Regions from separate parts of the Homo sapiens genome. Here region 2 is linked to region 1. Evidence: read pairs that join two places in POLR2A ChIA-PET (ENCODE). Cell type or tissue: HepG2. All regions are shown on one strand. Each heading gives the region's core, and the rest is flanking DNA. Links, peaks and the distances in the headings are about the cores only. Region 1 overlaps TESK2 (testis associated actin remodelling kinase 2). Region 2 overlaps EIF2B3 (eukaryotic translation initiation factor 2B subunit gamma).

Evidence for each region. Peaks named below come from ENCODE experiments on the same cell type or tissue, not always from the same donor. Only the 100,000 strongest peaks of a DNase experiment are listed, where the experiment ranks them.
Region 2: POLR2A ChIA-PET joins it to region 1 with 6 read pairs; 2 of 35 experiments call an interaction of 5 or more read pairs at or near these places.

What each region holds. Positions count from the first base shown.
Region 1 is chr1:45,353,769-45,358,164 of GRCh38, reverse strand. TESK2 (testis associated actin remodelling kinase 2) reads left to right here. Exons shown (of 11, transcript NM_007170.3): 5 at 2,716-2,862. Among named protein-coding and RNA genes, the nearest start is that of TOE1, 16 kb to the right of the region's middle. In HepG2, for the core only: no CTCF peak of the experiment used is centred there; DNase peaks (open chromatin) are centred at 1,754 and 2,234.
Region 2 is chr1:44,950,991-44,955,386 of GRCh38, reverse strand. The region is part of intron 3 of EIF2B3 (eukaryotic translation initiation factor 2B subunit gamma); the gene reads left to right. Among named protein-coding and RNA genes, the nearest start is that of EIF2B3, 33 kb to the left of the region's middle. In HepG2, for the core only: no CTCF peak of the experiment used is centred there; no DNase peak of the experiment used is centred there.

The DNA.
Region 1 (4,396 bases), core at 224-4,223:
ATTTTTTGTATTTTTAGTAGAGACGGGGATTCAGCATGTTAGCTAGGACGGTCTCGATCTCCTGACCTCGTGATCTGCCCACCTTGGCCTCCCAAAGTGCTGGGATTACAGGTGTGAGCCATTGTGCCCAGGCTTTTTTTTTTTTTTTTTTTTTTTTTAGACGGAGTTTCACTCCGTCACTTGCCCAGGCTGGAGTACAATGGTGCAATCTCGGCTTACTGCAACCTCCATCTCCCGTGTTCAAGCGATTCTCCTGCCTCATCCTCTCGAGTACTGGGATTACACGCATGCGCCACCATGCCTGGCTAATTTTGTATTTTTAGTAGAGACAGGGTTTCTCCATGTTGGTCAGGCTGGTCTCGAACTCCCGACCTCAGGTAATCCACCTGCCTTGGCCTCCCAAAGTGCTGGGATTACAGGTGTTAGCTACTATGATCCCACCCCTGGGAGCTACCGTGCCTGGCCAATTTTTGTATTTTTTGTAGGGACGGGATTTTGCCACTTTCCCCAGGCTGGTCTCAAACTCCTGACCTCAAGTGATCCTCCCACCTTGGCCTCCTACCGTGCCCAGCCTTATTCACTTTTTTTTCTTTTTTTTTTTTTTTACTAAAAAAGCAAAGCTGCCCTTCATGGGTATTTAGGAATGATGAACAGCAAGACTATCTTCAAATAGTTTCTCCATAACCTTATCTGCTACTCTTTCCTCTGTTCACTTCAGTCTTACTCGTCTTAACCACTTTACTGAAACTGCTCTGTCCAAGGTTGCCAATGATTTCCTGGTTGCAAATTCAGTGGATACCTTTCAAGCTCGTCTTCCTCATTCATGGCTTTTGATACTGTCAGTCATTTCCTTTGTAGAATGCTTTCCTTCTGACATGTAGAATGTCATTGTCCTTCTGAACATACATACATACATACATACATTTATTTATTTATTTATTTATTTATTTATTTATTTATTTATTTATGAGATGGAGTTTAGCTCTTGTTGCCCAGGCTGGAGTGCAATGGCACGATCTCAGCTCACTACTACCTCTGCCTCCCGGGTTCAAGTGATTCTCCTGCCTTAGCCTCTTGAGTAGCTGGGATTACAGACGCCTGCTACCATGCTCAGCTAATTTTTTTGTATTTTTAACAGAGACAGAGTTTCACCATCTTGGCCAGGCTGGTCTTGAACTCCTGATGTCAGGTGATCCACCCGCCTCGGCCTCCCAAAGTGCTAGGATTACAGGCATGAGCCATTGCGCCCGGCCGTCCTTCTGAACATTTAGAATGTTCTCCTATTGACATTCTTGCCTGTTCCTTGGGATTCTGTTGATTTCCCATCTTACATGTTAAACCCTGGGCATGCATGACCTTGGAATGCATGACTGCTTCAGCTCAATGTTTTTGCCTCCTAAATATTGTCTTTCACTTAGACTTTGTTCTTAAGCTTCAAACTGACTCTATTTAGATCATTTCCACCTTGGTTGTCCAATAAGCACCTGTACCTTTAATAATTTAACTTCTCCCAGCTGAACTCACTATCTTTTTTTTTTTTTTTTTTAAGACAGGGTCTCGCTCTGTCTATCACCCAGGCTGGAGTGCATTGGCATGATCTTAGCTCACTGCAGCCTCAACCTCCCAGGCTCAGGCGATCTTCCCATGTAGCTAGGACTACATGTGTGCACCATCACGTCCAGCTAATTCTGTTTATTTTTGTAGAGACTAAGTCTCTCACTATGCTGTTCAGGCCGGTCTGAACTCCTGAGCTCAAGCGATCCTCTACCTCTCAAAGTTCTAGGATTACAGGCATGAGTCACCACACCTGGCCTGAACTCACTCTCTTTTAACATTGCCTCTTCTTCTAAAAACCTACTCCTCTCCTTGCTCTCTGGGTATTTAAAAATGACATCCAGGGACCAATAGCCTATTGCTCTCATTCTCTAATCCAGGCAATTATCAAGTTTTTTTTTTTTAATTCTGCCATCTAAATACATTTTGAATCTTGCCTTGTTCCAATGCCTCCACTATTGCCATGATTCAGATGCCCTGCTCTCACCAGGATTATTGCAGTAATCTCCTATTTCCCTTTCTCTGTATTTTTCACTCTAATCCATCTATCATACCATGGCTAAAATAATATTTTCTTTAAAAAGCAAATATAACCATGTGGCTCTCCTGCTTAAAATGCTTCTTTTGTTTCCTATAGACAGGATAAAGTTCACATATCTTAGCAAAACATGTCAGCCTCACTTCCTGACTCATCTATAAATGCACTCTGGCCATATCGAAGTAAATTAAGTTCCTGAATGCATCATGCACTTAACCTGTAACTTTGCATATGCTGCTCCCTCTGTGTCTTTCGTGCTACTTTCCTGCTACTCCAGGTCATCCTTTCTGACTCCTTATTTCCTCTCTGCATTTCCTCTGACATGCCTCCACAGTTTAGCTTTATCCTTGTTGCTGCATGGTGTTGTCCTACCTGCACATAACTATATTTTAATATTTATTATATGATATTGTTTGACTATGTCCCTTAATAGATTGTGATCTCCTTAAAGGAAAGTGTCATTGTGTGCAGCACCTACCATAGTGCTTGGAGGCAGAATAAGCCCTCAGTAACTTAAAAAAAAAATACAGTCTCTCTCTTCCAGGTGTTTACTCTCTAATGGTTTCACCACTAGCCTAAATATTTCTGATAAATGGTAGCTGGGTTTTCCTTCTGTTTTGCAGTATATCAACTCCGGGAACCTGGAACAGTTGCTAGACAGTAACCTGCATTTGCCTTGGACTGTGAGGGTAAAACTGGCCTATGACATAGCAGTGGGCCTCAGCTACCTTCACTTCAAAGGCATTTTTCATCGGGACCTCACATCTAAGGTATGAAGGCTTTACTCTCACAACTCATTGAGAGATACCACCCTTCTCTTTTGCCAAGAAAGCTGTGTTAGATTTAACATTTAATCACAGAGGACATAATTCATTATATTTTATAGTTAGTCCTTAGAAAGCCTACATCTTTTCCTTCTGTTTTTGAGGCAGTGTCTCACTCTGTTGCCCAGGCTGGAGTGCTTCTGCCTCCTGGGTTCAACGACTCTCGTGCCTCAGTCTCCTGAGTAGCTGGGACTAGAAGTGTATATTACCACACTCAGCTAATTTTTAGTAGAGGCAGAATTTTGCCATATTGGCCAGGCTGGTCTTGAACTCCTGGCTGCAAACAATCCACCCGCCTTGGCCTCCCAAAGTGCTGGGATTACAGGCGTGAGTCACTGTGCCCCACCATAAGCCTATATTTTCTTATAGCAGGTTCCTTTCAGTGCTGAGTGAGCCAACATATATATATATATATATATATATATATATATATTTTTTTTTTTTTTTTTTTTTTTTTTTTTTGAGACGGTCTCACCTTGTCACTCAGGCTGGAGTACAGTGGCATGGTCTCGGCTCACTGCAGCCTCCACTCCATCGGCTCAAGCAATCCTCCTACCTCAGCCTCCCGAATAGCTGGGACCACAGGCGTACACCACCATGCCTGGCTGTATTTTGGTCTTGTTTTGTTTTTTTCCACTCTTATTGCCCAGGCTGGAGTTCAATGGAGTGATCTTGGCTCACTGCAACCTCCACCTCCTGGGTTCAAGCAATTATCCTGCCTCAGCCTCCTGAGTAGCTGGGATTACAGACGCCTGCCATCACCCCTCGCTAATTTTTTGTATTTTTAGTAGAGATGGGGTTTCACCATGTTGGCAGGCTGGTCTCAAACTCCTGACCTCAGGTGATCCACGTGCCTTGGCCTCCCAAAGTGTTGGGATTACAGGCATGAGCCACCATACCCAGCCTTTCTTTTGTATTTTTAACAGAGATGGGGTCTTGCCATGTTACCCAGACTGGTCTCAAACTTGTGAGCTCAAGCAGTCACCCACCTCAGCCTCCTAAGGTGCTGGGATTACAGGCATGCACTGTGCCCAGCCAACTCATACATCTTGAGAGCCTTCATGTTTAACTTCAATCTCCTGAATATGTGTTACAGGAGCAAATGACATGAGAAGGGTTAAGAAATTCTTGCCTTATAGGAATGACAGCAGTCAAGGCAGTATAGGGGCCTATCAGTTTTCTTTCCTGTGGCCCCAGGATGTAGTTCTTAGCTAAGAGCAGGAGTTCAGTGATTTTTAGTCACTTGAATGCAGGTTTTTAGGGCCATATGTACTGACCCATTTTCTGCCTGTGTGATTGAGTTTCTGCTGCCCTGCCAGTTCCTCTTTGGCATCAGCTGATCTCTGTAGCACTCTCTTGCTGTCCAAATTGCTGTGTGACCAGGTTAGAAAAGAGTCGCTTTCAGAGGAAGTTGGCCATGCCACAAAACAGACACCTCATAGCCAAATGGCCTAAGATACCATCATGACAAGGCTTATAT
Region 2 (4,396 bases), core at 270-4,269, 400 kb after region 1:
TTTAAGTCTTTAATCCATCTCGATTTAATTTTTGTATAAGGTATAAGAAAGGGGTCCAGTTTCAGCTTTCTACATATGGCTAGCCAGTCTTCCCAACACCATTTATTAAATAGGGAATCCTTTCCTCATTTCTTGTTTTTGTCAGGTTTGTCAAAGATCATATGGTTGTAGATGTGCGGCGTTATTTCTGAGGCCTCTGTTCCACTGGTCTATATATCTGTTTTGGTACCAGTACCATGCCGTTTTGGTTACTGTAGCCTTGTAGTATAGTTTGAAGTCAGGTAGCATGATGCCTCCAGCCACCACAATCAAGTCGGCTTCATCCCTGGGATGCAAGACTGGCTGAACGTATGCAAATCAATAAACATAATCTGTCACATAAACAGAAACAATGACAAAAACCACATGATTTCTTAACAGATGCAGAAAAAGCCTTCAATAAAATTCAACACCCCTTCATGCTAAAAAACTCTCAGTAAACTAGGTATTGATGGAACGTATCTCATAATAAGAGCTATTTATGACAAACCCACAGCCAATATCATACTGAATGGGCAAAAGCTGGAAGCATTCCCTTTGAAAACCAGCACAAGACAAGGATACCCTCTCTCACCACTCCTATTCAACATAGTATTGGAAGTTCTGGTCAGGGCAATCAGGCAAGAGAAAGAAATAAAGGTATTCAAATAGGAAGAGAGGAAGTCAAATTGTCTCTATTTGCAGATGACATGGGTGTGTATTTAGAAAACCCCATCGTCCCAGCCCAAAATCTCCTTAAGCTGATAAGCAACTTCAGCAAAGTCTCAGGATACAAAATCAATGTGCAAAAATCACAAGCATTCCTATACACCAATAATAAACAGCCAAATCATGAGTTAACGCCCATTCACAATTGCTAAAAAGGGAATAAAATACCTAGGAATCCAACTCACAAGGGATGTGAAGGACCTCTTCAAGGAGAACTACAAACTACTGCTGAAGGAAATAAGAGCGGACACAAACAAATGGAAAAACATTCCATGCTCATGGATAGGAAGAATCAATATTGTGAAAATGCCCATACTGCCCAAAGTAATTTATAGATTCAAATCAAGCTACCATTAACTTTCTTCACAAAATTAGGAAAAACTACTTTAAATTTCATATGGAACCAAAAAGAGCCCATATAGCCAAGACAATTCTATTGATTTCGTAATTCATCTCCTGATGTTTTTGCTTTATATGAGTTGTTTTGTCTTTTTTGCTGCATAGATATGAAGAACTATTGTATTTTCACTTTTAATTTTGGCTTCTAGCATTATAAAATAACCTTTGTTTTATTTAATGATTTTGGCGTAATTCTACTTTGTCTGATAGCAGGATCACTTTCTTATTGTTTCCATTTGCCTGGTATATCTTTGCTTTTTAAAAATTTTTTAGCGTTTCTAAATCTCTGATTTAGGTCTGTCTCTTGCATACAGCATAGAATTAGATTTTACTTTCAAGCAAATTGAAAACCTTTTGCTTTCAATGAGTGAATTATGCTCATTTCCATTTATTGATGTGACTGACATGCCTGTTGTAAATGCTGTTGTTATTTTAATAATTTATTTTTGAGACAGAATGTCACTCCAGTGCCCAAGCTGAAGTGCAGTGATGTGATCATGGCTCACTGTAGCCTCGACCTCCTGGGCTCAAGCAGTCTTCCCACCTCAGCCTCCTTGGTAGCTGGGACTACAGGCACACACCACCACACCTGGCTAAATTTTTGTATTTTTTGTAGAGATGGCTAAGTCTTTGTGTTTTTTTCGCCATGTTGCCCAGGCTGATCTCGAACTCCTGGGCTCAAGTGATATGCACACCTTAGCTTCCCAAAGTGCTGGGATTACAGGCGTGAGCCACTGCACCCGGCAAGAACTGATATTAATAAAGAGAATTGGCAAGTTAGGTTCAGTGATGACTTAAACCCTTGCTGGAGTGGTAGGGACAAAAGCCTGATTAGAGAGAATGGGAGAGGAATGAGAAAATGAAGACAGTGAGACAGCTAACTTTTTTTGAGAAATTATGATATGAAGGAAGAAGAAAAACAGGGCAGAAATTGGACCAGAAATTGGACCAGAGTGAGGCTGGTTCTTTTTTTTTTCTTTTTTTTCAATGAAAAATTTCATACCTATAAAAGAATGTGATATAAATAAGTGCTTCCTTGCCCAGCTTATAAAAATAAATTGTGTGTTTTCTGGTTTTTTTTTTTTTTTTACACTTATGGAGGCAAGTTGGGTTTTTTTTAAGGTAGGTATTTTTGTATGTTCTATACTGACGGGAGTGATCCCAAAGAGGAGAGGAATAAATTGATGATAGAGAAAATAAAGCATTCAATTATTCGATTCAACAACTATATTTTTGCTACCTACAAGGAACTAATCACTGTATGATGTATGCTTAGGATGAACAGTGAGTAAAACAAAGTTCCTGCCCTTGTGGCATTTTTAGAGTAGATGAGAGGGACTGTGATCTGGTGCACGAGTGGATGGGTTTCCCTTAAATTGGAGAAAGGACGGCCAGGCGTGGTGGCTCATGCCTGTAATCCCAGCACTTTGGGAGGCCGAGGCGGGCGGATCACGAGGTAAGGAGATCGAGACCATCCTGGCTAACACAGTGAAACCCCGTCTCTACTAAAAATACAAAAAATTAGCCGGGCGTGGTGGCGGGCGCCTGTAGTCCCAGCTACTCGGGAGGCTGAGGCAGGAGAATGGCGTGAACCCGGGAGGCGGAGCTTGCAGTGAGCCGACATCACGCCACTGCACTCTAGCCTGGGTGACAGTGAGGCTCTGTCTCAAAAAAAAAAAAAAAATTGGAGAAAAGACATTTAATTTATTGTACAGGCAGAATGTATAATATGTAATGCATATAGATTAATTAATTTTGTGTCAGAAAGATGTTTGCTGCTTCTAATTGCTTGTATTTTCTTATTGAAATAAGATGTAAAGCCACCAGTTAAGAGTCAGTAGGGCCAGGCTCAGTGGCTTACGCTGGTAATCCCAGCACTTTGGGAGGCCGAGGCAGGTGGATCACCTGAGATCAGGAGTTCAAGACCAGCCTGGCCAAAATGGCGAAACCCCATCTCTACTAAAAATGCAAAAATTAGGGCCGGGCGCGGTGGCTCACGCCTGTAATCCCAGCACTTTGGGAGGCCGAGGCGGGCGGATCACGAGGTCAGGAGATCGAGACCATCCTGGCTAAAACGGTGAAACCCCGTCTCTACTAAAAATACAAAAAAATTAGCCGGGCGTAGTGGCGGGCGCCTGTAGTCCCAGCTACTTGGGAGGCTGAGGCAGGAGAATGGCGTGAACCCAGGAGGCGGAGCTTGCAGTGAGCCGAGTTCCCGCCACTGCACTCCAGCCTGGGCAACAGAGCGAGACTCCGTCTCAAAAAAAAAAAAAAAAAAAAAAAAAATTAGCCAGGCATGGTGGTGCGCCCCTGTAATCCCAGCTACTCGGGAGGCTGAGGTGGGAGAATTGCTTGAACCTGTGAAGCGGAGGCTGCAGTGAGCTGAGATTGAGCCACTGCACTCCAGCCTGGGTGACAGAGCGAGACCCCGTCTCAAAAAAAAAAAAAAGAGGAAGGGAGAAGCTGCTGAAGTTTTAAGGAAGGATGAGAATATATGAAATTATCTCTGAGAATGTAAAAGTTAATTGGCTAGGAAATGTATTGCTGGACAGTGTGAAGGATCCCCTTGAGATTTGGGTTATCAGTTTAAAAGGAGACTAGCCAATGCTGTTACCAGTTTTCTATCCATGTTTAGCTTCTTGGGTTCATATGCAAAGTAGGCAGAGAGTTAGGATATAACTAGCATCTTTACCTGGTGAGTACAAGGGATGAGAGTAGTAAGGAAGACAGTGATGTATATTAAGGAGTATTTATAGTGATGGACCACATAAGCTGTGTAAACGAGACCACCAAAGGAATTAGGGTGCTATAAATCAGTGTAACAAATGGATTGAGGATCCTGTTAGAATCAGAATTGCTGGAGCCAGAGTAAAAAGTCAGTGAGTTGGAAAAATAGAAGGTGGTGATCAGACAATAGGATGTAAGCTTTTTGAGGTCAGGGATTTTTGTTTGTTTGTTCATTGCTGTATCTCTATAATGCCTGGCCATATTCAGGGTTCAATATATGTGTGTCACATGAATTAATATGATATTTTAAAGTGAGATTTTGGAGTTGGTGCAATTTTTGGTAATGCCAAGGAGTAGAGTATAACAAAGTGGTTGAGTGACTAAGGCGAGAAGGAGAAAAAAAATAATTGAACGTGATGAGGTCATGGAGTCTCAGCCATAAGGATGTTAAAGTCACTGAAGTAATTTTTTTAAAAAACAGAGATAAGAAAATAGTCCTAATGTCTTTTTTAAAAAACTCATA